Regions from separate parts of the Homo sapiens genome. Here all the other regions are linked to region 2. The links are chromatin loops, found by intact Hi-C in ENCODE. Cell type or tissue: GM12878. All regions are shown on one strand. Each heading gives the region's core, and the rest is flanking DNA. Links, peaks and the distances in the headings are about the cores only.

Region 1 (7,851 bases), core at 1,934-6,933, 130 kb before region 2:
AGAAATAGGGAGTACCTATATGTAGAAAATCTCAAAACTGAGATAGGGAGGACCTATATGTAGAAAATCTCAAAACTGGAAGACTTGAAGAGAGAGAAGACAGGCCATGTTCTTGTATAGGAGAAAGGAATAAAAAAGGATGAAAGTTTTTTTCAACTGAATATATAATTGCAAAATTCCAGCATGGTTTTGTTTCAAGTCTATGTGGAGGAATAAATAAATATAAAAGGAGGAGAAATAAAGGTAGGTTCAGCCCTACCAGATACATAATTATACTTAGTAAAATATTGTGCTTCTGTTATGATAGCCCAGAAATATTATTCTTGTTCAAAACATATAAAATAAAGGAAGCACTACAAATCATTGATTCTGAAATGGTTGGATGTGTCTTTGGGAGTGGAAAATCCAGTTTAGAATCTCATCTCACATTCTGTTCTAAAACAATACACAATAATGTCTTAGTCAGCTCAAGCTGCCATTATAAAATACCAAATACCACAGACTGGGTAGCTTAAACAACAGAACTATATTTTCTTACAGTTCTGGAGGCTGGAAGTACAAGATCAAGGTGCCAGCAGATTTGGTTCCTGATGAGGGCTGTCTTCCTGGGTTACAGATGCCACCTTCTCCTGTGTCCTCACATGAGAGGTGTGGGGTGGGAGGAAGAAGAAAGGCACCCAAGCTCACTGATGTTTCCTCTTATAAGGACACTAATCTCATCATGAGGGTGCCACCTCATGACCTCATCTCAACGAAATACCTCCCAAAGGCCCCATCTCCAAATACTGTCACATTGGGATTAGAGCTTGAACATACAATTTTTTTCTTTGGTGGTGGGGGCCACAATTCAGTCCAAAGCAAGTAAGAAATAACACTTAAAGGACAGGTGCAATGACACCTGTAATCCCAGCACTTTGGGAGGCCGAGGCAGGCGGATCACCTGAGTTTAGGAGTTTGAAACCAGCCTGGCCAACACGGCAAAACCCCATCTCTGCTAAAAATACAAAAATTAGCCACGCATGGTGGCACATGCCTCTAGTCCCAGCTACTCGGGAGGCTGAGGCAAGAGAATCGCTTGAACCCGGGAGGCAGAGGTTGCAGTGAGCCAAGATTGACCCACTGCACTCCAGCCTGGGTGACAGAGCGAGACTCTGTCTCAAAAAAAAAAAAAAGAAAAAAAAAAAAAGCTGGGTGCAGTGGCTCATGCCTGTAATCCCAGCACTTTGGGAGGCCGAGGCGGGCGGATCACAAGGTCAGGAGATTGAGACCATCCTGGCTAACACGGTGAAACCCCGTCTCTACTAAAAAAATACAAAAAAAAAAAAAAAAAAAAAAATTAGCCAGGCGTGGTTGCAGACACCTGTAGTCCCAGCTACTCGGGAGAAGGCTGAGACAGGAGAATGGCGTGAACCTGGGAGGCGGAGCTTGCAGTGAGCAGAGATGGTGCCACTGCACTCCAGCCTGGGTGACAGAGTGAGACTCCATCTCAAAAATAATAAAAGATAATATTAATAATAAAGAAATAACACTTAAAAATAAGCATAGAGGCATACACAAAAGCATAGAGGAATATAGAGAAAACCCACTAACACCGCAGTAGTCAAAGTTGACAAAGGACACAATACGAAGGATGTAATTAGGCAGTTCACATACAGGAAGCTCAATTTAAAGTTAGAAAAAGTTACAGATAATTCGATAGTTTTTGTTGTTTTCAGTGATTTTTGAAAATATAAATTGCGCAGACTTTTGGAAATTAACTTTGTATTATAAGTGTTCATACATACAATTTATTCTTGGGTCTTTGGAGAATTTCTTCAGCCTTCACGCTGGTTCACATATAGATTCTCTGAATATAGACTAGGATTTTATTTTAAATGTGAAAGCCACTGGTTTTTTGTTGTTTCTGTTGTTAATCAGTTAGTTATACCTAGAAAGAAGCAGTATTTCTAATTCAGAAGTGTTTCCAAAATTTATAATAAATGATGAATATGTTTACCTTTTGTATCTTGCAACCTCCATTTGTAAAATAATAGTTCTTTTATGATGTTGTAAGCATGTCATATAGTTAATATTTTATGTCTTACGCACTATGTGGTAAAATTAGAATTACTTAAATTGACTATCCAAACAGATACTTTAGTATAGTTGTCATTTAGGACCAAGCACTGAATTTATAATGCTCTTTTTAATGAGATAGCTCTTCACTAAAATTTATAATTTAGTAAGATACTGATCTTGAGAGGTTTCCTTTTAAGACACTCTAGCTGAAAAGTAAGAGTGCAAATGTACCCTTTTATCCCAGATAAGTTTTTAAAATTAAAAACTATAATAAAAGCAAATAAATACAGTTCTGGTGTATTTAAGAGCTGTATATTTTAGGTACATATCTAGGACAACATTAGATAACAGATTTTTTTGTTTCATTCCTCAAAATATGTATACTCACAATTTCATAACCATAAATTGTGATTTTTTTTTTCCCCTAGTCTGAATTGGAGAAGCCTAGAGGCAGGAAAAAAACGCCCGTCACAGAACAGGAGGAGAAATTAGGTATGGATGACTTGACTAAGTTGGTACAGGAACAGAAACCTAAAGGCAGTCAGCGAAGTCGGAAAAGAGGCCATACGGCTTCAGAATCTGATGAACAGCAGTGGCCTGAGGAAAAGAGGCTCAAAGAAGATATATTAGAAAATGAAGATGAACAGAATAGTCCGCCAAAAAAGGGTAAAAGAGGCCGACCACCAAAACCTCTTGGTGGAGGTACACCAAAAGAAGAGCCAACAATGAAAACTTCTAAAAAAGGAAGCAAAAAAAAATCTGGACCTCCAGCACCAGAGGAGGAGGAAGAAGAAGAAAGACAAAGTGGAAATACGGAACAGAAGTCCAAAAGCAAACAGCACCGAGTGTCAAGGAGAGCACAGCAGAGGTAAGCATGTGTAACTCTAAACTGCATCTGTTTCGTTACTATATTATAAATCATAATTTGATGCTATCCACATTTGGGTCTTCCCCAAAGCAGAGCAGAATCTCCTGAATCTAGTGCAATTGAATCCACACAGTCCACACCACAGAAAGGACGAGGAAGACCATCAAAAACGCCATCACCATCACAACCAAAAAAAAATGTGTAAGTTGTAAATATTACATTTCAAACCAATTTCAAATTATTTTGCAAAAGTTCCTAAATTTGTAAACATACATATTGCTGTATTTAAATTCCATATATTTAGCCCCATTACACTAGGTAAGATAAAATTTTTATAAACTTACCTTAGTGATTGATATCTCAATAAACTATCTTGTACATTTTTACAGGTGCAGGCAAATCTTCATAAATGAATACCAAATAGTATATTATTTCCTATACAGACTTTATGATATCTAAAGAAATCATAAGGTATTTTTAAATAATCACCACACATTGACCAGGTTGCCTTGTCATTCCACACTACAATTTTTTTTTTAAATGTTTCTCATTAGCACCTTTTCCTTTAAAAAAAGGAAAATAGGTCTTATGCTTCTGCTTTTATTCTTTGAACTTGTAGTAGGAAAGTAACAGGTACCATTTTTTAAAAATTATATCCATAGAAATTAACACATGTTGGTCTCAAGTGTTTGATATCTTGATTTTGTTTGTTTTCTAACCCAGTTCATTTATCTACATCAACATGTATATAGTTTTAGATGTTCACACAAACACATTTATAAGAGAGGTACAGTAAGAATCTGTACCTCAAATTTTAGTGTCACCAGAGTATCACTGCTGTAATTTGCAGATCTGACAGTGTTTTTTCTCCTTAGTTATGTGAGTGGAAATAGAGTAGCATGTCTTCTATTAGTCAGAAATTTAACACTTTTTCTGAGAGTAATCCCACCCATACATAATTACATCATGGCTCGACTTTTCAGAGTTGCCAATGTACTGTCATTAAATACTCAATTATCTTAGAGATTTTCCTATTCCTGTGTATTCCACAGGAAGAGGAAAAGTTGCCTGGGTGTCTAGCCAGTACTTCATGCCATCTTCCATGTAATTTTTCTATCAGGTTAAAAGTAAAGGTAAGTACATTTTTGTGGCAGCTTTATAAATGTGTTTGGATTCAACCAAATCACTATTTCTAAACAAAGGATTCTTAAGGAATCCTTTATTTAATAAAATACACATGAATGATGTAACAAGGAAATAACAAACCTCATAATTTTAGTTTGTTTATATTTGGACATCATAAAATTCAGGGTTTAAATGATTATTGTGCTCTCCTAAAATTACACAAGTCCTATGAATGTTCTAAACCAAACAAGTATTTCTTAAAAAAAAAAAAAAATTGATATGGAAGAAGATTCTGTAGTCTGTCTTGGAAGCCTATCTTCCTTTCACTGGGAAGCTCTTTCTAGAGCTAGTATACTAACATATGTTAGGATTTGTTTCTTTTTCTTGTTCTGACCTCAGTGAAATTGAAAAAGATTGTCATTATGTTTCATGTTATTTCTATAGTTTCATTAATCTCGAAAAACCAAACCAAGTAAAAAAATTGTTTGGTTCGAGCGTGAGTTAAAAAAATACATATTTTGGATTGCTTATAGAAGTGATGTTATGTTTCTAATTTTAAAAAATAAAGATTTATCAAGAGGGATCCATTTGATTAGATGGTTCTATTACATATTTTTTGATGCCTCCTGTGTTTCAGAGAGTACTAGGTGCTAGGGACACAAAACAGACGTGGTACTTGTTTTCATGGGCTCGTGGTTCTTGTTTTCCACCATCTAATGGAGTGAGGAAGTTTTTTCTTTAAAAGTAACAATGAGTTGATATCTTGAGAATAGTAGGGGCTAGACAGGCAGAGAACAGGTGGCATGAACACTATATTTGAAGTTTCTGAAGTGAAAAATAACTTGGCAAAATCAGAAAGCTAAAGGAAGGCAAGGGTTTGTTGGATTGTAGTTGTGGGGAGTTGGGGAGCAGAAAGAGATGAGAGTGGACAGGTAGGCAAGGACCATCTACTGTTCCTTGTATACTTTGTTAAGGAGGTTTACAAAATTATTCTCAGCTCAGTAGGGAGCAGTAACATCATCTGTTCTTGTACTTTTAAAAGATAACTTTGTAAAGAGAAGAGGCAAGAGATGGGAATGGTTTGAATTAGGTGGTAGCAATGGAGATGTGGAGAGAAGTGAATGGATTTGAGATCTCCATAAGAATCTATAAGGCCAGACAAAGACAGGTACACTATATTCAAAGCAGAATTCCTTTCTGCTTTGAGCAGCTCAGTAGACATAGATGCCTTTTACTGTGTTAGGAAAGATGAAAGGAAGAGCAGACTTTAGGTTATGGTATGTTCTCAGTCACATTTTTTTGTTGTTACTTGGTAGATAATATGTAACATTCTATGATTAAATGCTGGTTTAGGATTCAGAATATTAAAGAAATGTTCTTGTCTCATAAAGTAACTGAGGGTAAAGATGATATGACGATGAAATACGTGAAACATTTCTTCTAACGAGGTAATCTACTGAAAGATTGGAACGTTCATTGTGTTTTACATGTGTTTTACTCTAGCCGTGTAGGACGCTCCAAACAAGCAGCTACTAAGGAAAATGATTCAAGTGAAGAAGTAGATGTGTTTCAGGGTAGCTCTCCTGTCGATGATATTCCACAGGAAGAAACAGAGGAGGAGGAAGTTTCTACAGTAAATGTATGTGTTCAAAGTTTCTGTGAGTGGTGTGGGATATAAAAAGAGTTAGTAAATGTTTGGTTAGATCATTTAGTACTTGTTTAGTATTTATATGTTTTACTTCATTAGTTCATAGCATCATTTTATCTACCAGGTTGGATAATGGAGAACATCTTTTATGGAAACCCGAAACTAAGCAAATAGGTGTAGCTTAATGAGAATGTAAATGTCAAGTCTGAACTGAATGTACAGCATTCTAATATTGACACTTTAAGCATGTAAGTTGTACCTTGATTTTAGGGCACTGATACCCATTAAGTATACTGTTGTTTATATTTTACAACTCTCCGTTTGGTATTTCTATTTGGGTTTCATAATAGAAATTAGAAGTTAGTTACACAGAATAAAATCAGCCTTTGGAATTGAAGTTTGAGCTGAATGAGAATTCATAAAATTGGTAATACATACTTATTTTGCAAAAGTAGGTATGTGTTACTTCCTGACTTTTTTGTTTTTGAGACAGAGTCTCACTCTGTCACCCAGGCTGGAGTATAGTGGCGCACGATCTGGGCTCAGTGCAACCTCTGCCTCCCAGATTCAAGCAATTCTCCTGCCTCAGCTTCCCAAGTAGCTGAGATTACAGGCCAATGCCACTGTGCCCGACTAGTTTTTGTATTTTTAGTGCAGACAGGGTTTTACCATGTTGGTCAGGCTGGTCTCGAACTCTTGACCTCAAGTGATCTGCCTGCTTTGGCCTCCAAAGTGGTGGGATTACAGGCATCAGCCACTGCACCCGGCCCTTCTTGACTTTTAAAGTAATAAATAAATAACTTTACCAGTTAATACAACTCAGATATTTCTCTTAGGAAAAAACATAATACATTTAAGTAGAAGCTCTTCTCCTATCTTTGTTTGAGAAACCCAAGCTCTATAATCAAGTCTCAGAATTGGTCTCTGCTGTTCTGTCCTGTTTAATGGAATCAGAACTCCTATCTGTACCAGGATTCATATTTGTGAATAAGCGAGTTAAGTACACAGGAAAATATGCATAATTGTGACCTCAAATTAGTTTGGCTTGTTTCTTAAAGGGTTTTGGGGAGGACATCAAAGTAAGTCTGAAGAGTCAGTAACGATTGATGTCTTCATCAGAGAAAAACTACATGTAAATTAAAACCCTCTTTTATATTCCTATTGTTAATATTGACATTTTTTGAACTAAAGTTTTATGCTTTCATTAGTGCTTGTCAGCAAATGATAATATGTTTGAATTTTAGGTTATTTTACTGTATTGATAATTGTTAAGATCCAAACTCAGTAACTGCTTTCCCAGAAAGATAATGTAAGTTCATAAATGTGAAATGTTTTCATTTACCACAGGAAACATAAGTAGAAAGATGATTAATCTGTTTGAGTTATTTTTCTTGCTGTAGACATTGACTTCTGTTCATTTCTCTTTAAAATTATTAGATAGAAAAGTAAAATAATTTTTTTCTTTCACTGTTCTGGGGAAGTCTGTGAGCCTGTAAGGGATCAAATGTTATAGAGGTCTAAATATGTGATGCCAGGGCAGAAAGTAAGGATAAAAAGTTTCAGGGAAAGGAAAGCAAAGAAAATCAGGAACAAATGAGAATAAAGATTAGTTAAAAATGATTACTGCATATCTTATGCACATATACCCATTTTAATTAAGCATCTGGTGACTTTCCTTTTAAGGTACGGCGGCGAAGTGCTAAAAGGGAACGGCGATGAACAAATGTAATTAATAACTTTCTCTGTGAAAGCTTTGGAAAAATCTTTTTTTTTTTTTTTGGTCAAGCTTGAGGCTGAATAAAGCCTTTGATGCACAAAATGGGACTGCTGAAGAGTGGACAGTTGGACCTTACTTTGGTGACCCCATACATTTGTGGTCACATGCTTTAGCCATACACATGGTAACATTGACTATGGAGTCTTGTGAAAGTGTAATGTGCGATGGCTATGTAGACATAAAGAAGAAACTTGTAAATATCTTTTTTCTTTTTTTTAATGTTTCTGATTTCTGAAGTGCTTGTATAGCTTTTATCTGCGGCTTTAAACTGACAGTACCCGACTGTTTATTGGATCTATTGATTTGAAAAGAATTTGTTAGGATAGATCTTAAGCAGTAATCTGTCAGTGTTTGTATTTGTATTCTCTGCAATTT
Region 2 (7,851 bases), core at 1,266-6,265:
TTACTGACCTATTTGCTAAAAAGACTATCTCACAATGTCTTGACTACTTATAGACTTTGCCATGCTTTCTCCACAACAGAGTAGAAGGAATTATACCAGGATTGATTAGGTGTGGAGAGTGCCCAATGCTGGACACATTCAAGCACCAGCAGTGCTCTTCAGAGCTACGTTGCTCAACTTTACAAAGTGAAGACATTTGCGTGGCTTATGCCTCAAGGCACTGCTCATCTGGCCAGTCATGTGAAAAATGAATGTTGAGGATCTTTCTCTGGCTGCAAGCCTGTATGTTGATGATGAAACAAAAGCTCAGAGAGGATGAATGACAAGCTTGAGGTCTCACCTCTAGGGACAGAAGGAATGGGGGTTGGAATCCAGGTCCCCTGGCTTCCACTGAAGAACATCCTCATGACAGCCCCACTGCCTCTTCTCATTTTAGTTGAATAGCCATCTAAAGCCAGCCTCTGCTCAGATGGAGCCTCCAGTAGTTTGGCATCAAAGGCCATCCTTTGCCATCAAAGGGAAATGAAACAGAAAAAAGTTCCAAATGTGTTCCCTGGTGTGGTGTGTCTGCTCATCGCCTGTGTGGCTTGGCAGAGGCAGCCTGTGTTTGGGGCTGAGAAGACCTTGTTCCCTTTACTAGTTGTGAACATGAGGTTATGGCAAGAAAAACTGAACCAAGAAAGGAGGAGAGGAGTGACTAAAGCTAGGATCATCAATCCAGCTGGTCTGTAGGGCTCATCAGAAATCCACCCTCACTCTGAAGGTCTTCCTCAATTTCCACCATTTCTGTTGAAAACACAGACACACTACTAATGTATTCATTAGAGAATACACTCTTTAAAATTGGCAAGTAAGCAAATGGCGAGCAGGCTGCATTCAGTATCAATTTGTTTTTCGGAGAGTAAAGCCTATAAAGCAGGCAAAAGACGACTTCCTCATGAGTGCTCATTTAAAATGCACACTGAGAAGGAATGAAGCGCAGATTTAATCCAAGGTTTGGGTCATGCGTCGGGGCTTTGGGACGGCAGCACTGCCAAAGTGCCTTCAGATAAACAGACGCTGTGTCTGAAAAGCCTCCTTGGCCATTTGCATTCAGGCACAGTCATGTAAGATTCCTGAGGCCTCTGGCAGGCTCCATGGTGGAAACACCAGCAGGATTGGCTCAGGCCCGAGTCTGGGAGGAGCCAGGCGTTGAGGTCACACTCCTCCTACTGTCCCTACACATGTGGGAAGGCAGAGCTCCACTGCTGGGTGAGAACACTGCTCCTGGTTGCAGGGGCCATGGAGCACCCCACTTAGTGCTGACAGCACCCTATATCCCACATCCACTCACTCTCCACCAAGAACTTCCAAGGCCACCCCACTGTGAACAGAGATATAAGAAAAAAATTGGTGATAGAGGTGGTGGAGGAGAGTAGAGAAGGAAGCAAAAGGAAAGCACAGTGAGTGCGGTTGGGGAGGGTGATTGGGAGTGAATGAAAAAAGGTGGAGCACACAGCGTTGATTGCTTAGTGAGCCAGATCACATCACTGGCCCCACATCATCACTTTTCTTTTTCTTTTGTTTGAGAGACAGGGTCTCACTGTGTCACCCAGGCTGGAGTGTAGTGATGATCATAGCTCACTGCAGCCTTCAATTCCTGGGCTCAGGTGATCCTCCCACTTCAGCCTCCTGAGCAGCATGGACTAGAAGTGCACACCACCACATCCAGATAATTTTTCTATTTTTTGTAGAGACAGGGTTTCACCATGTAGCTCAGGCTAGTCTCAAACTTTTGGGCTCAAGCAATCCTTCCACCTTGGCCTCCCAAAGTGCTGGAATTACAGGCATGAGTCACTATGCATGGCCACATCCTCACTTTTCCTTGGATCCACACTCTGTGCCAGGTGACTTTGCAGCTTCTCCCACTAGTAGGTTTCTCCAGCCCTGATTTCGGGTTTGGCCATACAACTAGCTTTGGCTGATAGAATGAGACGGCGGATGACAGTGTCCTGGTCATGAGTCTAGACCGTAGGCGGCCCTCTATGATCCTGCTTGCACTCCTGTGTCTGGGCTGTTACCATGATAAGAGCATTCCTCAGTAGCCTGCTGGTCCAGAAGTAGGAGGGACACATGGAGCAGAGCCTAGCTCTGTGTGGATGTCCTGGTGATCTATAGTTCTCTGAACAAATTCAGCTGAGAGCAGCAGAACCATTCGACTGAGCTCAGTGGTATCAGCTGACCTCTATGTCCCAGAGAAACACTCAGAGAAATGGGTGCTGTTTTAAACCACAGAGTTTTGGAGGAGGTTTGTTGCACGTTGTTAGTGTGAGAGTTGCAGATACTAGGATGAAATCACTTTTGTCAGACCCAGGCAAAATAGAGCTGGAAGGCCAGATGGAGAGGAGGCTCATGCTTATGTGTCTGGGATAAGAACTATTTCCAGTGACTTTCTAAAAACCTTTGGAGTCCTTCATGCATCTCCTGCTTTGATAAGGTTCATCACCAGACATTCTTTAGAACTGCGGTAATTCACATAACATGTTCTTGAAAGAACATTTGCTCGGTAATGACATCTCCACCAATGAATTGACAAGAACTCTGGCTTCAAACCTCTGGAACCAATGAACTCTGTTTCTAAGCATCTTGTGTAAATCTGTTTTTTTGCTAATAAAAGTCCCCTTACCCTTCCCTCACTGAATGCATTGGTGGCTTGCCATTTCTTGCATTCCAGATTATAGTCTTATCTCTATTCCTGAGTTAACCCAGCATATTTAGAGATAATTTTCTCTGGTGTCTTTTTTATGTAGTTAACTGATATACTTGCCTAACAGCCACACACCTTTCTTTCTTGTGACATAATCCTGTTTTTTTTTTAATGATGGCAATGTTACCATTTGCCAGATAATTTCTCTCTTAGGTTTTCTTTCAGCTTCGGATGACCACAGAATCTAGTTTTGGCCAAGGAGAAATAAAAGGAAATCTTATTTCTGGAAAAGATTTTCCTCCCTGATCCAAAAGCAAAGTCCTTTTCTGCCCATCCCTTTCTTTTCTGCCTGGGCACTGGCATGACTACATAATGCCTGGAACTGTGGAAGCCATCCAGTCACCATGAAATCACAGGTTCAGAGATGAAGGATTTGCACACTGCAGGTGCCCAGACAGAAGGATGAGAAAAGCCTGAGTTCTTGATCACATCGTTGAGCAGCAGACAAATCCTGGGGCCACCTACATCCAGCCTCTCAACTAGGAAACAAGAATTATCTTTATGGTTTTAACCACTGTCTGTTAGATTTTCTGTTGTGGCAGAAAAATGAATTCTTCAGTGGCAAGGGACATGATGAAGGTGGAGGAGAGAATGTGGGTGATAAGTCAGGATGTGAGTCATAGAGCAGTGAAATGAATGTTGTACTGAGAATTAGGAGACCTTTTCCTAATTAGTAGTGTAACCCTGAGTAATTCGCACAACTCTCTTGGCTGCAATGTCTTCTTCTGAGAGAAGAAGGCACGTACCTGGATGATCTCTAAGGTTTTTACAGTTCTAACATTGATTCTGAACTTACAACAAGGGCTCTGGGTGCCATAGCTGGGCAAATATTCACAGAGGATTTTGGGGAACTATTAATTACGTTCAAGGAAAAGATTGAGAATGGTGGTTTTATAGCAAATGCTTAGGTCTGGGCTTGCAGATAATGAGTTTCTTTTTCATTTTTGAGTTTGTGCCTCATGTAAGTGTTACCTGCTCTAGGGTACTTCCATGAGAGTGCTCATTAGATGCCTCATTTACAAAAAACGATTTGCATGCGAGGGGCAAATGCTTCCTCTTTAGCAGCAGGTGTTGTGGGAGGGAGAGAAACATGCTGGCTAATGCCTTGTCATCCAAATTCACAGAAATTTCTGGTATCCTGGGCAGGTTTAAACCATTCTAGGGAGAGAACGAAGGGAACACATCTGAATAAATTAGTCTATTTAGTTTTTGGTTCTGCAGAATAGAGCCTTGGCAGGATCCCAGAGATGCATCAGCAGGGGAAAAATCACGTTATTTTCTGTTCTAGCCAACAGCATTTTCCTGCCCGGACTGTGCAAAATGAACTTGCTTAGCTTTGCAGCCTTCTCCAGCTGCTGCTGTTTCTCTCTGGCCTTCTGGTCACATACGGCCCTGGCTCAGTTAGGTTTATTCAATGCTATCATTTTTCTCCCATACCATTTTTCTTTCATCTCTCTTTGTGCTTCACCACAATGATATTCATTAAGCTCTTTTTCTTCCCTTTCCTCCTAACTTCTATTCTCTCTTCTTTATCATCCCACCTCCCTTTCTCCATCATCTGCTACATTGTGAAAGCATTCTTTGACATTTGCACATCAATATTCCTAAAATCTACCAAGAATTCTGGGGAACACGATTGCTCTGAGGGGGTCACAATTGTCTGATGTAATCATACAAAAGTATTTTTTACCAGCTACTATTTGCTGTTCAAAGAGAAGTTCAAAGCTAGGATCCTGGCATGTTGGATAAAAGTGGAATTTGGAAGAAGGGCTAATCCTAGAGCAGAACCAGGGCAGGGCATTGGAGACCCCTTGAACATGTGAACTACATTTACTCGTAGACATGTTTTACATTTACCAAAGATGACTGCCAAATTCCAGGACACTGAGCTTAAGACTATAAAGGGAGACAAACCACCAAATGCACACCCTTGTCATAGATGGAGCTTTTTTTTTTTTTTTTTTGAGACAAAGTTTCACTCTTGTTGCCCAGGCTGGAGTGCAATGGCACGATCTTGGCTCGCTGCAACCTCCGCCTCCTGGGTTCAAGCAATTCTTCGTGCCTCAGCCTCCCAAGTAGCTGGGATTACAGGCATGCACCACCATGCCTGGCTATGTTTGTATTTTTACCGGAGACTGGGTTTCACCATGTTGGCCAGGCTGGTTTCGAACTCCTGACCTCAGGGGATACACCTACCTTGGCCTCCCAAAGTGTTGATTACAGGCACGAGCCACCGCGCCTGGCCCTGGATGGAGCTTTCATAGAGGAGGAGCAGATGGAGTTGTCAAGGCAAAAATGTCCACTTTCAGCCACGTTTGCCCTAGGAGATATCAAAATCAACATTGTGTCTCCTCCTAACCCATTCTAAGCAGCTGAAATGGACCCAAACACAAAACCCCTACAGGCCCAACCAAAGACTCTTGCTTGACCAATGAATGACTGGATTTGTTTGAGCCAACTGGGTTCAGGCCTTTGGGTTCACTGGGGCCACCTGCAATGCTGGTGTTCAAACCCTAATCTGTGAGCCCTCATTTTCTAGATTGAAAAATCCCTAACTTTCCCCCTCTCTGCTAACTATTCAGTGAATTTCTTTACTAGTGTGTGCTTCCTTGCCTGGAAAGTTAACAAACTTGGTTTTGTGGTTTTTATTTATTTTATACCTCTGGTGGCCTATGTTTTATTATTTTTCAGAATGCAGGCTGTCGGGGAGCCAACTATCACTTAACATCTGGCAGCAGCACAGAAAAAATTCTGAACATTAAGACCAACTGAAAGAAAGCCCCAAACCAAACCAAACCAAACACAACCAAAGCAAACAAAACAAAAAACATAAACCAGTAACAGCAGCACCAACAACATAATAACAGCAAATCTCACTCATCAGACCACCTTGCTGGGAAATGCTACCCAAAATAATTTCCTGACTCAGGTCATTTAAACTTGGAGTTGATTTCAACTGGACTAAGCCAATTTCAATAGTGGTCTAGATTTGAATACTGCTTCTAGATGTTTGTGTGACCTCCTTGTTTGGTTTAGCATTCAAAGTCTAGTAGACTGATAAAGAACCAAGGCCATAGGGCCGGGTGCTGTGGCTCCTGCCTGTAATCCCAGCACTTTGGGAGGTCGAAGCAAGTGGATCACCTGAGGTCAGGAGTTCGTGACCAGCCTGCCCAACATGGTGGAAACCTATCTCTACTAAAAATACAAAAAGTTAGCAGGGCATGGTGGCGGATGTCTATAATCCCAGCTACTTGGGAGGCTGAGGCAGAGAACCACTTGAACCCGGGAGGCAGAGGTTGCAATGAGCTGAGATCACGCCACTGTACTCCAGCCTGGGCGACAAGAGCAAAACTCCATTTCAAAAAACAAACAAACAAACAAGCAAACCCCAAAACAAAACAAAACAAAACAAAACAAAACAACGAACCAAGGCCATAAAGTTGACAAAAATCACTTGTCTGTTACTTTTGAATTATTCATCATGTGTGCAGCACAATCTGGTGAACTTAGGTGGAAGCTGTGCATGTTTGATTTTGTTCTATGAAACATGGATTTGCTCAGAAGAATCCTCCCAGAAGTTTAGTTCACTTTGGTTTGTGGTATTATTAAAGGAACCCAGGAGATTTTCAGTTCTAACTGGTGCTTCTGCAGCACAACTTTCAAATCCTGGGAATTCTGAATCCTGTACGTAGTTCCTCACTGAAAGAAACGTCCAGCACTTTCCCCATAAGTGTACTTTCCTCTTACATCAAGATGCTGTTATGATTTGCTTTCCCCCTCACGGCAAATTACTAATGTACTTCATATTTGAAAAGGGAGTTTGCTGAAAATGTAGCAGAATCTATTTGATGTACATCTTGCTGTAGCCTTAAAGTATTACAACCCAATCTTGTTTCTGCCTCTGGCTGTTCTGATCTTTAAAAGATTTTGGTTTTTAATACAAAGTACATGATGATTTGCATGTACTGAATAAGATTGTGATCCAATGTCTTTGATGGTGGCCTTCCCTTTTATTGCTATCTTCAAGTAAGGTTTATTCAGTGCCTACTGTTCAGGGCTTTATCCTGGGAATATACAAAACGATGTTTGAGTATCTTGCCTCTGCCTTCTAGGAGTTCAACTTAAGCCATCTTACTTCTTCCCTCCCTCAAACGTTTTTAACAGGCAGAAAAATGAACATAAGAGGAATTCTTCAATAATTTAAGAGACAGGCCAGAACAAAGGCTCCTCCAAAGAATGAATGTTTAATGGCATGTTTCCAGAATGTAGGCTGCAGGAGAATGTGCACCCGGGGTGGGAGTAGATCAAAGGAAGGAGGTTAAATTATGGTTTATTTCTCATCCTTTTGTAGAACTCTTTCTGCAAGACATAGTTTCTTGGAGGATGTACCAGTTATCAATTGCTGTATAACAAGCCACCCTAAAACTGAGTGGCTTAAAAAGCACAGTGATTTATTATCTCTAAGGATCCTTGGGCTGGAAATCTGGGTGGTTCTGTTACTTGTCTTGCCTGGGCTCACTTACTGGCTGTCGTCACCTGGGAGTTTGGGGCTGAGGGTCTAAGATGGTATCACTTACTGTCAGCAGATGGTGCTGACTGTGAGATGGGGTGTCTCTGTTCTTTTTCACACAGTCTCTTATCTTCCAATAGACCAGAATGGACTTCTTCACAGCATGGTGGTCTCAGGGTCCTAAGACCTAGCCTCTAGAACTTGCATGGTGCTACTTCTGCTACATTCTATTGGTCCAAGTGGGTTTCAAGGACCTTCCAGATTCAAGAGGTGGAGAAATAGACTCCATCTTTTAATGGAAGGATCAAAGGGACATAGACCCAGAAAGCCATGATTCACTGTCATTATTATAACAATCTGTCACAACAGAACAGGGGTCAGATGAATGGGGATGAGGGGAGGGCTAGAAGATGGGGGGACAATAATCTAAGAACTGAAGACAGAGACTTCCTTTAGAATCTTTGTTCCTGTCTGCAATTATAGGATTTTCATGTGTCAGCAAAGGATAGGTTGTCTCTAGTTATTTGTTTCTGGGGAAATAGGCTCAAAGGGATGTATTAGTGAAGGAAAAATAATCAATGCTAGCAATTTTATT
Region 3 (7,851 bases), core at 1,129-6,128, 65 kb before region 2:
GGGTACAGACATTCACATATAGCAGCTAGGAATGCAAATATTTATCTAGCATAAGAAAAGAAATCACAAAAACTACTAGAGTTTTAGATATCCAGGTCTCATTCTTCAGAGATATTTTTAGGGACATTTTCAGAAATGCCTCCTGTTTGCAACCTGACTTCCACTCCCCACCTAGACCACCCCAGGAACCAGTCTGGTGCAAGTAAAGAGCCCAGTTGCTTAAGCTTCATTATCTTCAGGATAAATCTGCTTCTGACTGTATCATTTGTCATATTTGCATTGCAATTGTCTATAGCAGGAAGGGAAAGACTAGAAACCTAACACAATTTGCTTCCTCCTTCTAGAAGATGTTCATATGCATGAGTGCGTGTGTGTGTGTACATGAGTGTGAGTATGTATGTATGTGTTTATGTATGTGTGTGTATGTAAGTGCATGTGTAAATGAGTGTATGAAGATATGTGAGCGTGCATGCACATGTGTGTCATGAGTCAAAGCATAAATGAGATAAATCTCCACTGCATCTTTCTGCTCAGAGGTGCTATTAAGAGGGGGAGGGGCCTGAGAATCTGATCCCGTTAAAAGACTGTAATTTGCACTGTCAAAACCTGGAGTCTTCTACTAGATGGCGCTTGGTTAGCAGTCAACCCAATGAGCCTTCTAACTTATAAGGCAAGAGCTGGAGAGATACGCAGGCAGGGAAGGGACTTTTCATGACAAAGTGGGAGAGAATCAGGTTTTTCTGCCACAGAGAGAGGGGAAGCTGGGTGCTCTGCCGGAATGACCCCAGCAGAGTGGTTTCTAGAGTGAGATCCAGGATGCAGGCCAGAGCAGTTTGTAAAAGCCTCAAGGCCAGGTGAGCTATGGAGGAGGGAATTTGGAAGGCGCAGAAACTAAGAGCCAAAGATCAGTAGGCGGTGGGAGGGGGTTGGGCTCAGAAAAGCTATTTTTATTAAAATATTACAAAATGTAACTTCCCAATATTGGTGACATCGTGAACACCTAGGCAGCCTGATTTGTTCCTGTTACTGTCTCCCAACATGGGAAGTGAACTCCTCCGGAAAATGAAAAGGGCCTTCATTTGAGCACACCTAGAACATCTGACATCCAGCACAGCAGGGGGCTTGGTTGTTGAATTAAATCAATCAATGAGTGAGGGATGAATAAGGATGGGAGAGAATCAAGAGAGAATAGAGAGACCAGGCATGCTAGAGCGGGCCAAACAAGCCCGAGTAATCTAGGCTGAGATTAGACATGAAATCCACAAGATCAAATTCGGCTGGGCTGAGACGCGCAGCAGCCACATTTTCCTGAGCAGAGAGGTGAGAGCGCTGCAGGGTCCCATCCAGCTGGGCTGTGAGGTCGCAGAGGAGGATCTTTACTCTGGCTGGGGACTGTATTTCCAGGCTTTTTTTTTTTTTTTTTAAGGCAGCCGCTGACCACTTGCCTTGATTATAAGAAGTATTGCTTGAGTGACTTTGCTCTGCCTGGACAATACTCAGTGAAGCGATGATGTACGGCAGCCATTGAGAGCAGTTGCAAACCCATCCCTGGGCCAGCGAGATAATATTGCTGTGTTCTCCAGAAGGTCCTTCTCCGGAATTTGCTATCCTTCTTGTGGCTGTAGTTGAACAAACTTACATTTGACTTAAAGGGAGGTGTTTATCTAAGCTGTCTTCCTTTTAGGAAAAATAATGGACACAGTGACGTGTAAATCCACTGAGCACCTTGGACATCACAACCAGAGGGTCATGTGCCCCTGAGATTGAGTGGACTATACCTTGGGGGATGGGAAAGGTGGGGGCGGGGTGAAAGCCCGCAGTTACATTCAGACAGCACAGCCCTGGAAATGGATCTTAATTCATTTCACAAGCAATTCCAATGTGCTACAGCAGCTGAGCCCTGTCTGCATTTGCTTGTTTGTTTAGCAAAGGGAAATGTCCTTAGCCTAGCAGCCTGCACGAACTGTTTGCCTAGAGACAGTCACAATAATTGAGCCAACCTGGAAGGCAGGAAATAGGGCCTTAGAGGCCCTACTTCTACTTTTAGAAGTAGGTTTTGGTTTCTTTTTTTAAAGAGGTATTTAAAAAATGGCTATGCAATTTTCCATCCCCCCCAAATGAACCATATTTTTAAGACTGTCTCTGTTTTGTAGCTCTTATTTTCTGAGTGTCACATAGAAGGCACTCAAATAAATATTGCTTCAATACATTTGGTTTGTTTCCAGTTTTTGCCTTTTTTTTTTTTTGAGACAGAATCCCACCCTGTTCCCAAGGCTAGGGTGCAGTGGCGCCATCTTGGCTTACTGCAACCTCCGCCTCCTGGGTTCAAGCCATTCTCCTGCCTCGGCCTTCTGAGTAGCTGAGACTACAAGTGTGTGCTATCATGCCTGGCTAATTTTTGTATTTTAGTAGGGACGGCGTTTCTCCATGTTGGCCAGGCTGGTCTTGAACTCCTGGCCTCAAGTGATCCACCGCCTTGGCCTCTTTAAGTGCTGGGATTATAGGCATGGGCCATCAGGCCCTGCCCCAGTTTTTGTCTTTTTAAGCAATGACGCATTCAACCCATGGGTACCTGCAAGCTGTGCATGCATCTGATTACTTTCTTGGGATAAATTCATTTATTCCTACAAATAAATTAGAGCACCTTAGGGTGTGTATAAATTACTTGGTGGGGTGGGTCTTATTTCAATGCGGGATCTGATTCCATAGGTCTGGGATGGGGCCTGAAAGTCTGCTTTTTTAAGAATCTTCTGAGGTGTGCCAGTGCTGCTGGTCTGGGGACCACACTTTGAGATGCAAGGCCCTAGGTACCACCATAAGCAAGTGGAGCAGTGCCCAGCCAGGGTGGTGGCTCACCTCCTGGAGGCAGATTAGAGCAAACCAGGCCCCTGTAGATTCGGGGAAAGGAGAACATTAACCCTGTCTCCAGTATCAACTCCCAGACTCTCCGGTGTGAATTTCTGCCTCTGCTCTCATGAAATGTCAGAAAGGGTAAAGATATCTCAGTGGCGAATTTTGTGATCTATTTGGAATCAAATGGTTGCTTTGGGAGCCCAGAGGAATTATTAATGAGCCAATAAATGGGATACTGGCAACTTGCCAATTGCTAATAGTGTCCCTCCAAGCGGCAGATGGGGAGCAGGTCATAATAGTGGTCAGCTCAGAGGCTGGCTTTGCTAGGGATAGTCACACTGTGGTCCCCCCAACTTTGCTTAAGGCTTAGAGCAAGCTGCTCCCCGCCTTTCTCCTCTGTGGAAATGTGAGGAGTGCTTGCCTTATCCTGTCCTTGGTCAGCAGAAAACCCTTTCTTAGGGGAAATTTGACCCTTGATGGCTATTTTCCTTTGTCCAGTTTTCCGCCTTTATTTATTTATTTTTTAAATTATTATTATTATTATTATTATTAATTATTTTGAGACAGGGTCTTACTCTGCTGCCCAAGCTGGAGTGCAGTGGCATGACCTTGGCTCACTGCAACCTCCACCTCCTGGGTTCAAGTGATTCTCCTGTCTCAGCCTCCTGAGTAGCTGGGACTACAGGTGTGCACCACCACACCCAACTAATTTTTTGTGTATATTTTGGTAGAGATGGGGTTTCGCCATGTTGGCCAGGCTGGTCTTCAACTCCTGAATCCAGTGATCCAACCGCCTCGGCCTCCTAAAGTGCTGAGATTACAGGTGTGAGCCACTGCGCCCGACCAATTGTACTCCTTCTTATACTTCCAGAAACTGTTTTCTTCAAGGCAGTATCCAAGGGGGCTTGTCAGAGAGAGGCAGGAAGACCCTGTGGGTAGCACGCGGCATCCAAGAACATCCCTTCTGGCAGATTTCCAAATGAAATCTGAGATCTGGCTTTTGGCTGACCTTCAGGGATAGCCTTAAAAGTTGCTGCGGTTTTACCTGGTCTTATGAACGGTTTCATTTGGAGAGCTTTCCCCCTGAGGTGGAATGCAATCTAAAAACTAAATAAAGAAATGATTCATCAAAAGCATCTTTTGACCAACGAGGGGAACAAAATGACTGCTTCCATCCAGCCCTGTGTCTGCTAAGAGCTGAATGACTTGAGAATGTGGAAGACATGTCACTAAATGCTGCAGTTACTTTCAGGTGGTCTGCTACATCTGTGTTTCTGCTGGTTCGACCGCCTGAGAGGAAATTTTGCCCTCAGCAGGCAGTTCCAGGGAGTTGAGGCATGCAAGCCACCATCCAGGCCCCCTAGGAAGGTAGGAGAGGCCTGGAAAACTTGGGTGTGCTTTAGCTCGGCTACATGACCCAGCTGGGGAGACAAACTGGAGCCATGCCCACTGTTCTGGGACCCCAGCCAATGTGGCACATTCACAGGAGTGAAAACTAGAGACCAGCCTGACCCACACATCAGTCTCATTTCCCAGGGGAAGCCGTGTCTCCCACCATGAAGTTCGGTGATTCCTGTCTCTTCTGTGTAACACTCTCATGTCACTTCTGCTTTTCATCTTGAAAAAGTTATTTACCAATTCATCTTTACTCCCTAACTTCTAAGCTTCTTGGAGACTCTGTTAGGTCCCTCTCCACTCGGTAGCCTTTGCACATAATAGACTCTTGGGCTCTTTTGAGTGAATAACTAGTGGAGGATTAGATAGGTCCCAGTCAATCTAAGAGGGCTCCCTGGAGGAGATGACTTCCCTCCTAGGTTTTAAAGGAAGCGGTGGTCTCTTGGATTTGTTGAATTATCCCCTAGGTTCTCCTTTTCCCTATTTTATTTATTCTCTACCTCCCTATTCTTATTTTTAAATGTGACTGATCCTCCATGTCCATATATATATGTGTATCTATATACACACACACATACACATATACATTAGAGGTTGAGCATTCCTAATCTGAAAACCTGAAATCCAAATTTCAAAACTTTTTGAGTATCAACATGACACCACAAGTTAAAAATTCCACACATAAGGACTTAACATAACTTTGTTTCATGTTAACATAAACTTTGTTTCATGCACAAAATTATTAAAAAATTGTATAAAATTACTTTCAGTCTACACACAAAGGAATATATGAAACAAATGAATTTTGTGCTTAGACTTGGGTCCATCCCCAAGATATCTCATTATGTATATGCAAAGATTCCAAAATCTGAAAAAATCCGAAATCTGAAACATCTCTGGTCCTAAGCATTTCAGATAAGGGATACTCTTTGTGTGTGTGTATGTGTATGTGTGTGTGTGTGTGTGTTTGTATATATTATCAAAGGAAAGAGTATTGTGTGTGCGCGCGCGCACACACACACACACACACACACAATACTCTTTCCTTTGATAATATTAACCCTCATCTACATTTAGATGACTTCTCCCTTGCTCTCAAACTTCAATTTCACATTTCTAAATACCCTGTGGCTGGCAGCCTCTGAGATAGACCCTAATGATTCCTGCCTCCTGGTACTGATGACTTTGTAAGATTATATTCCCTTTGAGTAACTTGCTTCTAACAAATATGGCAATATGAGAGATGTCACTTCCATGATTAGGTTACAAAAGATTGTAATGTCCCTCTTGCTAGAAGACTGTCTGTGTGGCCTCCTTGGCTTGCATGCTTCCATGCAGCTGCTGTGTTGGAGAGGCCCACATGGCAAGGGACTGAGAGTGGCCTCTGGCCAGTAGCCAGCAAGGAACTGGGGTCTCCAGGCCAACAGCTCATGAAAAATGGAATTCTGACAACCATATGAGTGGGCTTGGAAGTGGACCCAACCCCAGCTGAGCCTTCAGATGAATACGCAGTGCCAGCTGATGCCTTGACCACAGCTGTGTGAAAGATCCTGGAACAAAAGCACCAGCTAATTCCTGACCCACATAAGTTGTTAGATAATAAATGGGTATTGTTTTAAGCCACGGATTTTTTGAAATAATTTGTTACACAGCAACAGATAACTAATACATACTGTCAATCTAAATAACAAACAGAGAGAAGCTCTCTAGAAGAAAAATATATTTATTCCGGAGTAGGACATTGCAATGGGAATAGAGGTGTATTAGCAAACTGTGTGTGTATCCAGGGAGGTAAAGGAGGGAAAGGTTTTTAAAGAAAAATGAGGAGGATTACATAATTGTTTTGAGATAATTATCCTTGGGTACAAGGATCAATAACAAGGGTGACGCCAGTTTGAGGTTGCACAGGCGGTTGCTGGGCAGATGTCCTCAAAGACGTATATTTTTGTGTGTGAGGTTGTGATGGTCTTTGTGCAAAGTTGTGGCTTTTGCAGTTTTTTGAGATAGTTTTTGTTATCAGGCGTTTAGGTATGAGAATCCTCTCATCATAGCCTTCCCTGGCTCTATTTGTCAGGGTTTTTTTGTTTTTGTTTTTGGTGCCACACACTTTTAAACAACCAGATCCATGAGAACTCACTATCATGAAGACAGCACCAAGTGAGGATGAAATTAAACCATGAGAAATCACCCTCCCCCCAAGTCCAATCACCTCTGACCAGGCCCCACCTCCAGCATTGGGGATTACAATTCAACATGAGATTTGGGTGGGGACACAGATCCAAACCATATCAATGGAGAAACAGTGTGGGAGGCTCTCTGAGGTCCATACAGTTCTTTCTGGGCTGCAGTACCCCACAAAGGAGGCTTCCCTGCCAACGTTTGTGTGGTCACAAGCACTCATTTGTTTATGGTGTATGTCTTATCAAAATGGCAAAAATACTCCTTTTTACTGCCATTTTGGAGGAAAAATCCCATTAAGAGCTGATCATTTGAAAGGGAAAAAAGTCTACATGCCAAGAAAAAAATTTTCTCTTCTAATAAAGACCTTTTCCTGTTAAAAAAAAAAAACCCAAATAACCCAAAAAACACTGGTGACTCCAGTTCAATTCTGACAACTTTCACAATATGCCATGACTTTTGTCGCTGGAATATCAAGACTGAACTCATCACCTTCACCCTAGTTTTCCCTGACCAGCTCCTTCTGCTAATCCCCCTGCCCCGGTTCTTGGCCTCTCAGTCCCTATCTACCCAGTCTGTAGGCTTGGAAGCCCTTCTCACTCCTGCTCCCTCATCTGTATTTCTACATCTTGGGTCCTGCTCATTCTCCTTGTGCTGGTCCTAGGAGTGTCTGCCACGAAGGCCTTTGCCAGGTGGAAAGCTCCTTCCTCTTTCCCAGGGTGGGCCTGCATCATCGGGCTCCTCTGCTTCCAGAGGCTTCCTCCTCCAAACAAGATGCCAAAGGAACCTTTCAGTATCACTTTCTCTAGGCAATTCTTTTTTTTCTTTTTTTTTCTTTTTGAGATGGAGTTTCGCTCTTGTCACCGAGGCTCGAGTGCGATGGCATGTCCTTGGCTCACTGCAACCTCCACCTCCAGATTCAAGCGATTCTCCTGCCTCAGCCTCCAGTGTAGCTGGGATTACAGGCACACGCCATCACACCTAGCTAATTTTTTTGTATTTTTAGTAGAGACTGGTTTCGCCATGTTGGTCAGGCTGGTCTTGAACTCCTGACCTCAGGTGATCCACCTGCTTCAGCCTCCCAAAGTATTGGGATTACAGGCATGAGCCACCATGCCCAGCCGGCAATTCTTTTTATTACAGCCCTTCAGTGGCTCCCTCTTTTCTTCTCCTCCATTGGTGGTCAACATTGGCCTGTCTCTAAAGTCCTCCCAGATCCACCCCCTTTCACAGTCCTGCCTTCCCCCCTGTCTCTTCTACCCTGTAGGGTGCTCTCCTCACCACTCACACATATGCCTCATTGATGCCAACATTTAGGTCTCTGCTCACCTTGGTGTGGTCGCTCATGCCTGTCATCAGCATTTTGGGAGGCTGTGGCAATAGGATTGCTTGAGGCCAGGAGTTCGAGACCAACCTGGGAAACAC
Region 4 (7,851 bases), core at 965-5,964, 79 kb before region 2:
TTTTTCCAAGTACAGGCTCCTGTAGCTCCTTTGTTAGGAGCTATTTTGCGGCTGTCATTATGGCCCAATTTTCTTTTTTCATTTGGGTGAAAAATGATTTTGGCATTTAAACAGCATGACTTCATTATTGATTTTTTTAAAAAATCTGCCCCTACTATCAAATTCCCCTCTTGGCATTTTGTTACTCTGGATATATTTAGAAACATCTTTGTAGTGTTCTCCTTCGTTCTTTTGTATCTAGGATGCATTTTAACAAGGAGTATTCTATGTATGCAAAATTGTTGTATTTTTATTTTTGTTTATCTCCTGCAGTCCATAATAGAGGTTAAGAGTATGCCATTTTGATAACAAAGAACTTTCTTACTATCTTTTTGATTGACTGAATAGGCAAAGGAAACACCATAATTGTGTGAAATGGTCTGATTTAGAAACCAATTATAAGGAATGTAATTATCTACTAATGAAATATGCATGTAAGTCCTTGGTTTGCTGCTTCTAATGTCACTGTAGACAAATGCATAGCCAGGAGAAAACTTGCATAAAGTAAATTGAAAATCACCCATTTCCAGATTATTACTGAAAATCTCCTGACACCTAACATCTCAGAACCAAAAAGAATACCTGCTTTTCACCTGCAAGTGTCTCACTGTGTGTGTATGTATATGTGTGTGTATATGTAACATGCATGTGTATATGTGTATGTATTTGTGTATATATGTGATACGTATGTGTTTATATGTGCATATGCATGTAATATGTGTATGTGTGTACTTGTGTGTGTATGCATGTGCCTGTATGTGTGTGAGTGGGTAAGTGTGTGCGTGTATATGTGTGTGTGTATATGTGTGTGTGCGTGTGTGTGTCTATGTGTGTGCACGTGTATATGTGTGTGTGTATGTGTGTGTATGAGTGTATATGTGTGTGTTGGGGGGTGAGTGGGGTAGTGGGGGCTCAGACGGGGTGTTTTCTGGTCAAACCTTAAGGTCCACAACTACCCCTTTCTGTCTACTGATAATTCTTGATGATTAAATCCATAGGTTTCTCTGGGCTACAAAGCCAGAACTCTAAGGTCCTTTTTTTAAATTATAAGAACGAAAATAGAAGAAATTCCCTTTGGTTCTCTTAGGAAATGCATGATTGAGAAACAGCCCGTTGTCCTCTTCAGTTTTCATATGCCGTGCACAGTGAGACAGGGGAGCAGAGCCCTGGGAGCCGGCGCGCTCTCGAGACGTGGACTGTCGCCCCGGGGAGAAGACAGCAGACTGTGCTTCTGAGCTTTCGCCCTCTCCTTCCCCGGCAGAGGCGCTTGTGAAACGTTTGCTACAGTTGGGGCAGGATGGAGAAGGCAGGGTCAAGCTGCACAGCCCCAGGGCAGTGGTGCCATTCTCCATGGTGCTAACAGACTGTGAGTGGGATGCTGAAATTTTAGGGTCCCATTTCCCACAGACGTTTGCCTTGCTCATGGCTGTGGTATAAGAGCAAATTCTCCTTATCCTAAGCCAACCAAGCTTGCTTTATTAAAATATCTTTTATGCCTTCTTGTCCCCACTTCACTGCTCCAGTCTCTTCACTTCCTGAATTTTGTCAATTCTAAGACACGTTTGGGTACATTTGAGCAATTCGAAGTGGGGATGCCTCTTACAGTCAATGCTTGTCATAGTTTAATTGGCAGCCTTGGGACATAACATAATGGTATGCTTTATAATCTATGGTGCCCTAGGTTTGATGAAATATGACAACTCTATGGGCTTTGCAAAACTGTCTCCCTTTCGAGCCTTGTCATATGCTACTGCTTCATACAAACTCTGTCCCGAAGGATGTTTTGTGATGACTTGTGTCCCTGGAATGCACTTTCTTCCCGGGCGATCTTTGCTCTGGTTTTTCTCTGCCTCTGACGCTTTCTATTACAGCTTCGTCTCTGCCTATGGAAATCCGTCCTCTTCTTCAGGGCCCAGCTCAAAGGCTCATCACCACCTGGAGTCTCCCCTGATGATCTCATCCTGAAATCATCCCTTCCTGCCCTAAAATCTTACAGGGATTTGCTTGTGCTTCCTCATGGCATTTAGAGGCCTTTAAAAAACTAATGATCAAATTATTTATCTTTCTTAATAAATTCTTATCCTTATCTTTCTTGGTATTTGGAAGCAAATATTACATTTATATTCTCAAACAGTTGATTTTTCATGGACAATGTGGTAAGGAATGTTGGGCAAAACTCAACTCCAATTCAGATGGAATATCTGTGTCAATTTTATGCAAAACCTTTCTTTTTTTTTTTTTTAAAAAAAACCACTTTTTGAGTTATGATTGAGATATAAAAACCTGTACATATTTAATGTATACAATCTGATGAGTTTGGAGATGAGTACCATCAGCCTTCCAGATCTACAGTTTCTGCATCTGGGGATTTAACTAACTCGAATCAAAAATATTTGGAGAAAATATATACAAATAATACAAATAAAAAGCAATGCTGTATAGTAACTACATAGCATTTAGGTATTATAAGTAATCTAGAGATGATTTAAAGTGTATGGGAGGATGTGCTTAGGTTATATGCAAATATTATACCATTTTATATCAGGGACTTGAGCATCTACAGGTTTTGGTATCTCTGGGGGTCTTGGAACCAATCCCCCTCAGATATTGAGGGATGACTGAAATCGCCTTTGCAAAATTATAACTGAGGAAATTATGACAGTGCAAGAGATCAGACCTAACTGACTCCATCTTTCTTCTAACTTTTAAGCTGTCCTTGTTCATTCCTGGGCGTAGGCTGAACTAACTTTGGGAAGGAATTCAGTTTATGGATTCCTTAACTGTTTTTGTTCTGAAACAAAATTGATAATAGCCCTTTCTTGAAAAGACCTCTTTCCTGCCTGGGGACAAGTTTGCCTTTGCAGGACTAACAATTTAGCTACAATATTAGAAATTACAGTTTAGGAGTCGTGCAACCTCTGGTTCCGGGAGTCTGAATCTCCCCACCTTGCTCCTGGAGATAACATCATTATTGTAAAACCTAAGATCAGTGCTTGAGTATTTTGCAGACCCTGCACTTGATGGATTAGCTGACACCATGGAGACTGGTAATTTGGCTCAACTAGTTCTGCAACCCCACCTAGGAACAGAAGACAGTAAGAAAACCTCACTTCGACCCTGACCCGCCAAATTATTTTTAAAAACCCTACACCGGGCCTGGTGGCTCACACCTGTGATCTCAGCACTTTGGGAGGCCGAGGTGGGTGGATCATATGAGGTCAGGAGTTCGAGACCAGCCTGGCCAATATGGAGAAACCCCGTCTCTGCTAAAAACACAAAAGTTAGCCAGGTGTGGTGGCGCATGCCTGTAGTCCCAGCTACTCAGAAGGCTGAGACACAAGACTTGCTTGAACCTGGGAGATGGAGGTTGCAGTGAGCTGAGATTGTGCCACTGCCCTCCAGCCTGGGCGACAGAGGGAGACTTTGTCTCAAGAAAACAAAAAACAAAACAAAACAAAAAAAACTCTGGTCCCCAAATGCTCAGGGAGACTGATTTGAGTAATAATAAAACCCTGGTCTCCCACACAGCCGGCTCTGTGTGAATTACTGTTTCTTCACTGAAATTCCCCCGTCATGATAAATTAGCTCTGTCTAGGCAGCGGGCAAGGTGAACCCACTGGGTGGTTACAAATTTGGGGGCTTTCCCGGGATTGCCCTTGTGGTTACCTGACCATGGTTTGGTAGCCCCTCTCTGGCAATAGATCCAGAGGCCAGCCCAAGTGGCTGCCTAGTTCTCTTGAACTGGGGGCTGACTCTGCTACCATCTCCATCCATGGGGCACTGCCGACCCAACGTATATGGATTTAATTGCAGTGGAGAAATAGTCCTGGGGAAACATCCCATAACTGGCCCTATCACAGGGTGTGTCTGTCTGTAGCCCCATTGCAGGGTGTCTCTCTGTAGCCCCATGGGGGGGTGTCTGATTTGTTGAGTATTGTAGGCGCTGCCCACAGCCCCTTTCTTCTCCAGATGTTGGCCTCTCTGGAGGTGCTGTTGTCTCTTGGTAGCCTCTTGGGGTATCTGTCTGCAGCCCCATCATGAGCTGTCTATTTGTAGCCCCGTTATAGGTGTCCATAGCTGTAGCCCTGTTACAGGGTGTCTTATTGGACAGAGAATAGGGGACTTGTTTGGAGGAATACTCTTGGTTTGAAACTGGTTCTGGAATTTGTGTCTTGAAGGCCTTCTGTTCGTTTTACTCTGTGTGTGTGTGTGTGTGTGTGTGTGTGTGTGTGTTTATATGTGCGGAGGGGAACCCTGAAGGAATTGCTGATGAACGAACGTCCAGCAGGCCTAACTCAGGGTGACTGCTCTTCTATCTTGCCTAAAGATGCCCATTGAGTCTGTGGTGGGAGGTTATCTCTCCCCACTGTGAGTGGATTAAAGACAACAGGGACCAACAGGAGACGGTTTGAGCCTTGCCAGATATTGGGTGCTGAACGAGGTGACTAGTGTCTGGTTTGTTACGTGTATTTTGCCTCGGCTGGGATGAAAAATGTTAATTCGGTTCCCCGTGCAACCTGCTGGGCAGCATCTTGCAAAAATAAGAATCTTTTGCCTACGGTTCCGTAAAAGAGAAAAGAGTGATTTTCTTTTATAAAGTGGTTTGACCTCTATAGCTATGGCACAGGGAACTGGGTCATCAAAAGCCGCTTCGTTCTTCTGGAAGCTGCAGAGAAGGGGAACCTGGAAACCTAGTATGCAGGCAAAAAGGGTAAGAATTTCTTACCAGACAAATTTCTGGTATTTCTCTCTCTCTTTCTCTCTCTCTCTCAATCTCTTTCTCTGTCTCTCTATGTGTGTGTGTGTGCTTGAGTGCAAACAGTAAACAACACTGTTTGTCTCCTCTGCAAAGGCAGACTGGTCCCCAGGCAACAAGGGGGACTTTTTGGGAAAGGGTTATTATCAATTCTGTTTCAGAGTCAAACCATGAACTGAATTTCTTCCCAAAATTAGTTCAGCCTATGCCCAGGAATGAACAAGGGCAGCTTAAAGGTTCGAAGCAAGGTGGAGTCAGTTAGGTCTGGTCTCTTTCACTGTCATAATTTCCTTAGTTATAATTTTTGCAAAGGCAGTACACCATATATCTGTGAAACCATCACCACAACCAATGCCATAAGCCTCCTTCAAAAGTTGCCTCTTACTCTATTAATATTTTAATGTGAATCTTTCCATTTAAGGCTCAATTGGAGGATACAAAAATATAAGTAATTAAGAATATTTTACCCTAAACATCTTATTAATTTTTCTAAAAATTCCAGATATATTTTTTCAAATTAAAAAATTTCAGGGAAAGTACAGAAATAAACAGATTTTAGGCCAGGCGCAGTGGCTCATGGCTGTAATCCCAGCACTTTGGGAGGCCGAGATGGGCAGATCTCCTGAGGTCAGGAGTTCGAGACCAGCCTGGCCAACATGGTGAAACCCTGTCTCTACTAAAAATACAAAAATTAGCCAGGCGTGGTGGCGGGCACCTGTAATCCTAGCTACTGAAGAGGCTGGGGCAGGAGAATCACTTGAGCCCGGGAGGTGGAGGTTGCAGTGAGCCAAGATCACACCACTGCATTCCAGCCTGGGCGACAAGAGTGAAACTCCATTAAAAAAAAAAAAAAGGTTTGAATCTGAATTTTTGTCCTTCGTTCTCCAGTTCTAAGCCTTTCATTTTTGGCATTGATGGGGACAGGGAACTAGCCCTTATTCTGAGGGATTTGCCTTAAATGCCAGGATGAATGTTTGGGTTCAATTCTCCTTAGCTCTGAGAAGCCATGGAAAGTTTTGAAGTGAGGGAGGTGGTTGAGAGTGACACCAGTTGGGTGGGGACTGCATTTTCCCCTGTCATGGCCATGGGAAGATGAGCATGGCACCAAGTCAGCCCACAGTTAGCGCTTCGACTGTGTGTCAGGGAGAGGAGGAACGCACGTGTTTGTGAGGAATGCATACCTGGCACCGGGCTTTCCATACTGTATATAAAAATGAGTAAAACTTTGGACATGTCCTAGGTTAAAAGTGTCAAATGTTGAGTCTGAATAAACCGAAGGATGGGACCACAGTAAAAGTAGATAAATAAGATAGAGACATAATTTTAAGAGACCAAATGAGGAGTTCAATTAGGCTCCCCAAGGAAATCTGTACTGTCTTGTGAACCCCAAAATATCTGAGTCAGGTCTCAATCAATTTAGAAAGTTTATCCTCAGGAGGTCCTGACAACATGTGCCCAGGGTGGTCGGGGTACAGCTTGCTTTTGTACATTTTAGGGAGACATGAGACATCAGTCAATACGTGTGAGATGTACATTGGTTCGATCTGATCTGGAAGGGTGGGACAACTCGAAGTTGGCAGAGAAGAGTTATTATCAGTAGAAAGGAATGTCTGGGTTATGACAGGGGGTTGTGGAGACCAAGGTTTTATCATGCAGATGAAGCCTCTAGGTAGCAGGCTCCAGAGAAACTAGATCATAAATGTTTCCCATCAGACCTAAGGTCTGTGTTGATGTTAATGCTGGGGGGATCTAATGAGGCGTGTCCACCCCCGTCTTTCATCATGGCCTGAGCTAGATTTTCAGGTTAACTCTGGAATGCCCTTGGCCAAGAGGAGGGATCCATTCTGATAATTGGGCCTCTTAGAATTTTACTTTTGGTTTACAGTCTCGGCCTTAGATGAAAAACTTCTTTAAGCTATTATCAGCATGTCTGCCTCAGTGTGAGTGAGTTTCAGTTTTCACAGAGCAGGTTTTAGAACAGCAGGAGTGGGGAGCTCTCTGCATCGCTGGTGTAGGGAAAGGGTGGCTGGGGAGGAGGCTCCTTCCCCATGAGCCCAAGGCTGCCCTGGAGGAAGAGTCAGGGCCCAGGCCTGCTCCTGTTTTCCTCTGGGCAAGGGTTATGCCTGCTGGGTGACCTGCAGATTCCTGAGAAGCTGAGTTCCATCTCCAGCACCTCCCCTGCAGGACACACAGTGAGTCAGCCACTGTCAGCCTCTGCTGGGTCTGAATGCTGTGAATAAGGTGGCCTTTGCAGCCACATGCCTTGCACGCACCTTCATCAGCCCTCTTTCCACAAGTCTTACTTACACCTGTGATGCAGCACATAAAGAAAGCTGGGTGAGTCACCGAGTGTCATGGTGAGAAACGGACTTTTTGTCATTTCTCCTGGAGACACCAAGAGTTAATATTGCATGGGCGTTGAGGCAGCCGGTGTCATCCGGCAAATAAGTATTCCAGTGTGTTCTCACTCCCCCATCACTCAAGATTCTTCCCTGCAGGAAACTCGCAACCAAACAAAAGGGTTGTTTTCTTACTCCCTTAGGTGACAGCAATATTGAATCATTGCATCGATCTGTCTTCTTATGGCTGGCTTTGTGTCTTTTAAGTGAGAAAGGGATACACAGCCTAACTGCACATCTTAAGAGCTTTGCCTTGTTTTTCAGAGCACGGCATGGCAATGGTAACAAGCATATACTGTCCACAGAAGGCGTTGTGGTCTCCCCACGGAACGGTTTATTGGCAATGCAATTTTCTTAATTCAGCTCCAAAGCAATTAAACATATTGAGCATCTGTTATGGGTAGTCTCGGGGCAGGGAGGGGGAGTGCAATAATGAATAAGAAATCATCGTTCACTGAGAGTTTCATTCATTTCTTTATTCAACAAATCCCTGTTCTAGGCACTGGTGACACCACAGGGAATAAAATAGAAAAAGTTCCTGCCCACATGTTGTTTTATTATAGCAGGGGCAGGAAACACCATCATAGCAGGCAGTGATACGTCATAGGAAGCAGGATGGTCAGAAAGACTTCTCTGAAGAGGCGGCATTTGGGTAGA

What was found. Hi-C counts contacts between places; a loop is a spot of excess contacts. Peaks named below come from ENCODE experiments on the same cell type or tissue, not always from the same donor. Only the 100,000 strongest peaks of a DNase experiment are listed, where the experiment ranks them.
Region 1: a loop joins it to region 2, with 2.6 times the contacts of the local background. A loop is called at or near these places in 2 of 110 quality-filtered maps.
Region 3: a loop joins it to region 2, with 6 times the contacts of the local background. A loop is called at or near these places in 3 of 110 quality-filtered maps.
Region 4: it touches region 2 in a loop (5-fold over the local background); 5 of 110 quality-filtered maps call a loop at or near these places.

Annotation. Positions count from the first base shown.
Region 1 is chr13:32,767,635-32,775,485 of GRCh38, forward strand. PDS5B (PDS5 cohesin associated factor B) reads left to right here. Exons shown (of 35, transcript NM_015032.4): 32 at 2,487-2,926; 33 at 3,020-3,127; 34 at 5,555-5,690; 35 at 7,383-7,851. The coding sequence ends at 7,418. Among named protein-coding and RNA genes, the nearest start is that of LINC00423, 140 kb to the right of the region's middle. In GM12878, for the core only: no CTCF peak of the experiment used is centred there; no DNase peak of the experiment used is centred there.
Region 2 is chr13:32,901,952-32,909,802 of GRCh38, forward strand. It overlaps LINC00423 (long intergenic non-protein coding RNA 423), which reads right to left. Exons shown (of 5, transcript NR_047020.1): 3 at 4,943-5,066. Among named protein-coding and RNA genes, the nearest start is that of LINC00423, 5.8 kb to the right of the region's middle. RefSeq lists an enhancer at 3,337-3,416. In GM12878, for the core only: no CTCF peak of the experiment used is centred there; DNase peaks (open chromatin) are centred at 3,350 and 3,750; H3K4me3 peaks cover 609 bases; H3K27ac peaks cover 779 bases.
Region 3 is chr13:32,837,218-32,845,068 of GRCh38, forward strand. All of the region lies in intron 4 of LINC00423 (long intergenic non-protein coding RNA 423), which reads right to left. Among named protein-coding and RNA genes, the nearest start is that of LINC00423, 71 kb to the right of the region's middle. RefSeq lists an enhancer at 184-343. In GM12878, for the core only: no CTCF peak of the experiment used is centred there; DNase peaks (open chromatin) are centred at 1,952 and 4,014; H3K4me3 peaks cover 296 bases; H3K27ac peaks cover 2,616 bases.
Region 4 is chr13:32,822,983-32,830,833 of GRCh38, forward strand. The region is part of intron 4 of LINC00423 (long intergenic non-protein coding RNA 423); the gene reads right to left. Among named protein-coding and RNA genes, the nearest start is that of LINC00423, 85 kb to the right of the region's middle. In GM12878, for the core only: a CTCF peak has its summit at 3,443; no DNase peak of the experiment used is centred there.